2 separate regions of the Homo sapiens genome follow, and region 2 is linked to region 1. The links are chromatin contacts, found by Hi-C or POLR2A ChIA-PET in ENCODE. All regions are on one chromosome and are shown on one strand. Each heading gives the region's core, a stretch centred on a gene start or an enhancer-like site at or near the end of the contact. The rest is flanking DNA. Distances are from core to core; before and after follow the strand shown. Region 1 has its middle 18 kb from the start of RFPL1. Region 2 overlaps TBC1D10A (TBC1 domain family member 10A).

Region 1 (2,988 bases), core at 354-2,853:
CGATGGGGGATAGGAAGGGGAAGGAGTGAGTGCTGTGCCTGTGACACATTTGGGGAAAGGAAGGTAGTGGGCATGAGCTACCGAGGAGGGTGATACAAGAAGAGGTTAGAGCCAGGCACAGTGGCGCCCCAGGTGGTGGCTTGGGTGGGAGGATTACTTGCTTGAGCCCAGGAGTTCGAGTCTAGCCTGGGCAACTAATTGAAAAAAGAGAGAAAGCAATTGGAGAGGTACACAGGGATCAGTCTTGTGGGGCTTAGTGAGCCACAGGGTGAACGTAGTGCTGAGTGTATTGGAGTCCCAGGGGTGGGTTTTGTTGTTTGTTTGTTTTTTTTGAGACAGAGTCTCTGTCACCCAGGCTGGAGTGCAATGGGAAGATCTCTGCTCACTGCAGCCTCCTGGGTTCAAGCAATTCTCCCAAGTAGCTGGGACTACAGGCACGTGCCACTATGCCGAGCTAATTTTTTTATTTTGGGGTTGGGGTTTTTTAGTGGATTTCTTTTGGGAAGAGAGATGTGTGGACAGACATGCCTGGGTTCAATGCTCCAGCCAAAGAGACAAGGAAACAGGTTTAGGAAAGCAAAGTGAGTATCTTGGGTAGGCCCAAGCATAGGGATTGAGAGCATGGGCTTTGGAGCTAGCAGACCTGGTTTTGAGTTTCAGTCCTACCACCTGCTGGCATTGGGTTTACGTTACTGAGCCTCTCACAGCCTCCATTTGCTCACTGCGAAATGGAGGGAAATGCAGAGTTGTGAGGATGAAATAAGAAAATGTGTGGGAACAAGTTAGTATGGGACTGGGCTTAGAGAAGGGCTCAGGGGGGCTGGGCACGGTGGATCACGCCTGTAATCCCAGCACTTTGGGAGGCCAAGGCAGGTGGATCACCTGAGGTCAGGAGTTTAAGACCACCCAGGCCAACGTGGTGAAACCCCGTCTCTACTAAAAATACAAAAATTAGGAGGGTATGATGGTGCCCGCCTGTAGTTCCAGCTATCTGGGAGGTTGAGGCAGGAGAATTGCTTGAACCCGGGATGTGGAAGTTGTGGTGAGCCGAGATCGCACCGTTGCACTCCAGCCCGGGAGACAGAGTGAGACTTCGTCTCAAAAAAAAAAAAAAAAAAAAAAAAGCAAAAAACCATCTGCAGTGGCTCATGCCTGTAATCCCAAGGCTTTGGGAGGCTGAGGAGGGCAGACCACGAAGTCAGGATTTCAAGACCAGCCTGGCCAACATGGTGAAACCCCATCTCTACTAAAAATACAAAAATTAGCCAGGCATGACGGCACGTGCCTGTAGTCCCTGCTACCCGGTATGCTGAGGCAGGAGAATTGCTGGAACCCGGGAGGCAGAAGTTGCAGTGAGCTGAGATGGGGCCACTGCACTCCAGCCTGGGTGACAGAGCGAGACTCCATCTCAAAAAAAGAGAGAGAAGGGGTCAGGAAATGACATCTGCCCTCCTAACCTGTTATCAGGGTCCTGACTATCTGTCCATGGCAGGACCAGACAACCCTACTTCCTCATTTGTTTTTCTCACATCATGAAGTTCTTCAGAACAATTGATTTCATGCTTGAGCTCTCATGGAGCAGCTGAATTCCCATTTTCAGAGCTGAGCAACCACTTGTGTCTCAGGAAGTGAAATCCTGAGCAAGCTGTCTTAGAGGTTTGAGGAAAACAGGAAAGGCCTCCATGTGGGAATCCACAAATCCTGCTCTCACCCCGCAAGCCTTAAGTACTCAGGTTCTATTGCACTGAGCCTTTTAAGGGTCTTTTGTTGAGTGAGGGTAGCTGAGGACAGCTTTGCCTTCCACTGGGTTTTTAGCTCCCTGGCTGAGCAGAGCCTGCCATCATGTTTTTGATGCTTTTGTCTTCCTCAGAACCTTTGTAGCTTCCATGGTTCCTGTTGCTTCAATCCAGAGTGGCCTCTAAGTTTCTTTTTTTTTCTTTTCTTTTTTTTTTTTTTTGGAGAGAGGATCTCACTTTGTGTCACCCAGGCTGGAGTGTAGTGGTGTCATGGCTCATGGCAGCCTCGACCTCTGGCCTCAAACAATCCTCCAGCCTCAGCCTCCCGAGTAGCTGGGATTACAGGCTTGCACCAAAAAATCGCGCTGATTTTTTGTATTTTATTAGAAACGAGGTTTCACTACGTTGGCCAGGATGGTCTTGATCTCCTGGCCTCGTGATCTGCCTCCCTCGACCTCCCAAAGCGCTGGGATTACAGACATGAGCCACCGTGCCCAGCTGATCCTCAGCCTCTTAAAGTGCTGGGATTACAGGTGTGAGCGACTGCACCCGGCCTACAAGTTTCCATCTTGTTAATTCCTGTCCTAACAGTCATCCCTCACTGTTGCCTGGCCCACCTGAGGCCAGGCGCCTGAAGCTTCCCTCAGCCAACAGCATAGGATGTCTTACGTGCCTCCCTCCGGTTCTTTTGGAAGTTAGATACTGGGAATTGTCCCCTGCCAGGGTAGGGAGGGATCACTCATGCTTGCCTCCTTTCCTTAGGGGAGATCTTCGAGCTGAAGGCAGAGCTCAACAGTGACAAGAAGGAGAAGAAGAAGGAGGCAGTGAAGAAAGTGATTGCATCGATGACCGTGGGCAAAGATGTCAGGTGTGTAGGAGTAGGCCTGGTGGCAGCTGGAAGCTGGCTGACAGGGGAGGGTTTATAGCTTGGGTCCACTTCAGTCTCTCCTTTAGGGTGTCTAGGGACCCATGTCTCCCCTCATACAGCTCCCTTCATAAAACTTTCTTCCCAATAGAAGGTTTTGTTTACACAGGAATCACGAGCCCAGACACTGACAGGTCAGGTGGTGATGGAGTGAGTTAACTGGAGTAGGTGGGAAAGGCAGCAGGTGATGGAGTGGGTGTGGCATGAACCCTCTCAGAAACTCCAGAGGATCAGTACTGGCTGGGGAAGAGGACCCAGTGTGGCCAGGTCTTCTGGTTTTTAAAAAGAATGGGAAATCTGGGCCAGGCGCAGTGGCTCACACCTGTA
Region 2 (3,155 bases), core at 149-2,648, 880 kb before region 1:
GGAAAGACTTTGCCTGTGGGTGACCCAGAGGAAGCATGAGGAGCTTCCCCTGGTTGCTGCGGGTCCTGTGCCGAGGCAGGGCACAGTGGGGGTCTGGTGATGGCAGCATGCACCTGTTTCTGTGCTCTCTCCCCACAGGGCCCTCCATTCAATACCCAGTCCAGGTGGCCCATCCCAACCTCAGCATTCAGGGCAGGCTCTGCAGGTGCTGGTGGCTCCTTCTCCTGCACGTGCTATTTCTTCCTCCTTCCTTGGGCAGGCAGGACCTCCTGTCCTTTTTTACCTGGCTTTCTTCTCTGGCTTCACCTTATGATGGCGCCAGTACCCCTCAGGCTGGTGGAGGCTACAGGCCCCATGACCATGGTACCTGCTTGTCTGCCGGTGCCCTTTCGATCTGCAGCTACCCTCTTTTCCTTTCTCACCAACCATGTGTGGCCAAGTGCCTTAGGCTGCTGAAGTGCCAGATGAACACATCCTAGGAACTGACTTCCGGGGTTTTCGGGTTCCTACCTCATGGGAACTGCTAGGAGAATTTGTGGGGCCCTCTTCCCCATTCTGACAAAAGCAAACCTGCACTGCGCTCAGACAGTACTTAGAGGTGCACAGTACACAGACCCCCATCACAAGGGTGTGTGGGGCCCCAGAGGCACGCATCCACCGCTCCGCTATGTGCCTGCTCTAGGGCTCTGTGTGGAGGCCCCAGCCCCTCCCTGTCCCCTCCAGCCCTGAACACTCTGTCAGCCGCTCCTCTCAGTCCTTACCCTCTAGTCAAGTTCCTGGCACCCTAGGTTCTTGAGCTTAATGCTAGGACACTCCCACTGAGGGCCAGAGAGGGAAAGGGGCTTGTATGAAGTCACCTGCTCGTCAGGGCAGGGCCTGTGTCTGCGCCCACTGGGTATGTTTGCTGAGGACCTGGCCTCCCTCCTGAGGGCCTTCCCTGATGCTGCCCCTGCCCTGCAGGCAACTTGTACTTAAACCAACACTCCCATGAAGGTGCCTGGGCCACACCTTTCAGCACATTCTGGTTCCTCTGGTGAATACTCTGCTTCCCTGCTCAGCCCTCTGGGCTTCCTCCTTATTTATTTTTTCTTTCTTTTTTAAAAATTGAGGTATGAATTTACATACAGTAAAATGCATAGATCTTGAATGTGCATGCAGTTCAGTGAGTTTTGATAAATAATACACATCCATGTAACCAACATGCAGATCAAGGTAGAGAACATTTCAAATGACCAAGAAAAGATTTTCCTTTTTGTAATGGCTTTGTTGTTTTGTAAAGGTGCACATACTGAAGCGTTCACAGAAGTTCAAAGAAAAGAGTAAAACTTTGTTGAAACCTCGGCACCCAGAGAAGTATCTGAGGTTAATGGTTTGACAGATGTCATGTCCTTCCAGAAAGAGCTCTGTGCAGATCTCACACACACCTGGCTTCCTGGATAGTTGACGCCACCTGCACAGGGAGGCATGTAGCTGAGGAGCTGGGATGGACGGCTTTGAGTCAGACCTGGCTTCCAGTCCCAGCTCCACCATTTTTCTAGCCAGAGTTAAATACCTTGACATGAGGCCTTGACATTCAGTTTTCTCATCTGCGAACAGGGTGTAATGATAGGTCCTATCTCTGGAGGTTGGGGAGCAGGATCAGTAAGGCCCACAGGTACCCTGTGCCCAGCTTAGCGCCTGGCTCAGAGAAGTGGGAACAGCTGGTAGCTATTGCTCAGAGAAGCAGCCTTCTGTCTTAAGGATGTGACATAATGTATCTGACTCCCGAATGAAATGTCTAGAGGTCCTTCCAGCCGCAGCTGGAGTGGACACTCTTGCCCTCATCGGTCTTCCTAGAGCCAGGTTTAAGGTTTCCAGGGCCCTTCCCTCCTTGCCCCTTTGCCCCTGCCCAGGCATTCCTTACCTGAGCTTCTCTTCCTGTCCTTGGGAAGGCCCAGTCTGTGATGGGCTTGGGTGGGCACTGCCCCTGGTGGAGGGCCCCCTCCCCTAATCCCTGGGCAGCCGTGTCCTGTCAGCAAAGCCCACCTCCATCCTCCCCAGCCCCTAATTTGTGCCCTTGCTTCTAGGAGCTGGACATGTCCCCTGGGGACCCCAAGTGGCTGGACGTGATTGAGCGTGACCTGCACCGGCAGTTCCCATTCCATGAGATGTTTGTGTCCCGGGGGGGCCACGGGTGAGCAGGCTGGGCCTCATGAGGTGGGAGGTGGCTCTAGGGCCTGTCTCTAAGGGGTCTAAGGAGGTACAGTGAGTTCAGGGCTTTAGAAGCTCGGTGCCCCCAACTCCACTCTTAGCATTTCCCTTTTTTTGGTTTGAGTCTGATGTGTGTTCTCAGCATCTCCTCTTACCTCTGGGGGGGCTTTCCTCATTGACTCCAGAGTGCTAGAGCTTGTCCAGCCTGGCCCTCTTCCGGAAACAGGTTTTGTTGGCGAGAAAGAGGGATAGAGGGAATTGGGTGAGTGGAGGGTATGCAGGGGAGAGATAGGGCAGGCAAGGGGACCAAGACAGATGCAGGGACAAAGCTGGCCCGGCCAAGGGGCCATAGCTGCTGAGTGAGGGGCCCCTACTTCCAGCCCTGACATAGCTTTACATCCCGCCCTGGCCCTGCTCCCTGTTTTCTCTTTGAGCCTCTGCCCTCCCCTGTCATGGGGGAGACCTTCCCCACCTCCTTCCTTCTGGGCACGTGAGAGTCCATGTGCTCCAGTAGGAGACTGACCCCTTGGTGACCACAAGCAGATCACCTTCCCTCTCAAGGGAGGGGCAGATTCTGAGGCTGGCTGGTCCACTGGGGCATAGGTGAAGGCCGTGGGTAGCAGAGTCACCCCGGTCATCACTGCTCTGCCCGGCCTCTCCACAGCCAGCAGGACCTATTCCGTGTGCTGAAGGCCTACACGCTGTACCGGCCCGAGGAGGGCTACTGCCAGGCCCAGGCGCCCATTGCCGCTGTCTTGCTCATGCATATGCCTGCTGAGGTACCACCAGGCCCCGGGCAGGCAGGGGGGTGGGTGGGGAACCCCCAACGGCAAGGCCTCACATCTCTCTTGCCCACAGCAAGCCTTCTGGTGCCTGGTACAGATCTGTGAGAAGTACCTGCCCGGCTACTACAGCGAGAAACTGGTGAGTGTCGCCTGGCCTGGGACTTGCCCTGGGCTGGACAC

What was found. A loop is a pair of places that touch in the nucleus more often than their neighbours do. ChIA-PET counts read pairs that join two places held with the same protein, here RNA polymerase II (POLR2A). Pooled maps may share reads with other maps.
Region 2: POLR2A ChIA-PET joins it to region 1 with 10 read pairs in activated naive CD4-positive, alpha-beta T cell. The contact joins two enhancer-like sites. A Hi-C loop is called at or near these places in 2 of 50 pooled maps. POLR2A ChIA-PET finds 5 or more read pairs at or near these places in 2 of 52 experiments (CD8-positive, alpha-beta memory T cell and activated naive CD4-positive, alpha-beta T cell).

The regions. Positions count from the first base shown.
Region 1 is chr22:29,418,771-29,421,758 of GRCh38, reverse strand. It overlaps a transcript of RFPL1 not described here. Among named protein-coding and RNA genes, the nearest start is that of RFPL1, 18 kb to the left of the region's middle. Within about 2 kb of position 1,603, at least 2 of the 41 ENCODE cell types and tissues checked have a DNase peak (open chromatin) inside an H3K27ac peak, as active enhancers do.
Region 2 is chr22:30,294,755-30,297,909 of GRCh38, reverse strand. It overlaps TBC1D10A (TBC1 domain family member 10A), which reads left to right. Exons shown (of 9, transcript NM_031937.3): 4 at 2,067-2,173; 5 at 2,855-2,969; 6 at 3,049-3,114. Among named protein-coding and RNA genes, the nearest start is that of CASTOR1, 6.8 kb to the right of the region's middle. Within about 2 kb of position 1,398, at least 5 of the 41 ENCODE cell types and tissues checked have a DNase peak (open chromatin) inside an H3K27ac peak, as active enhancers do.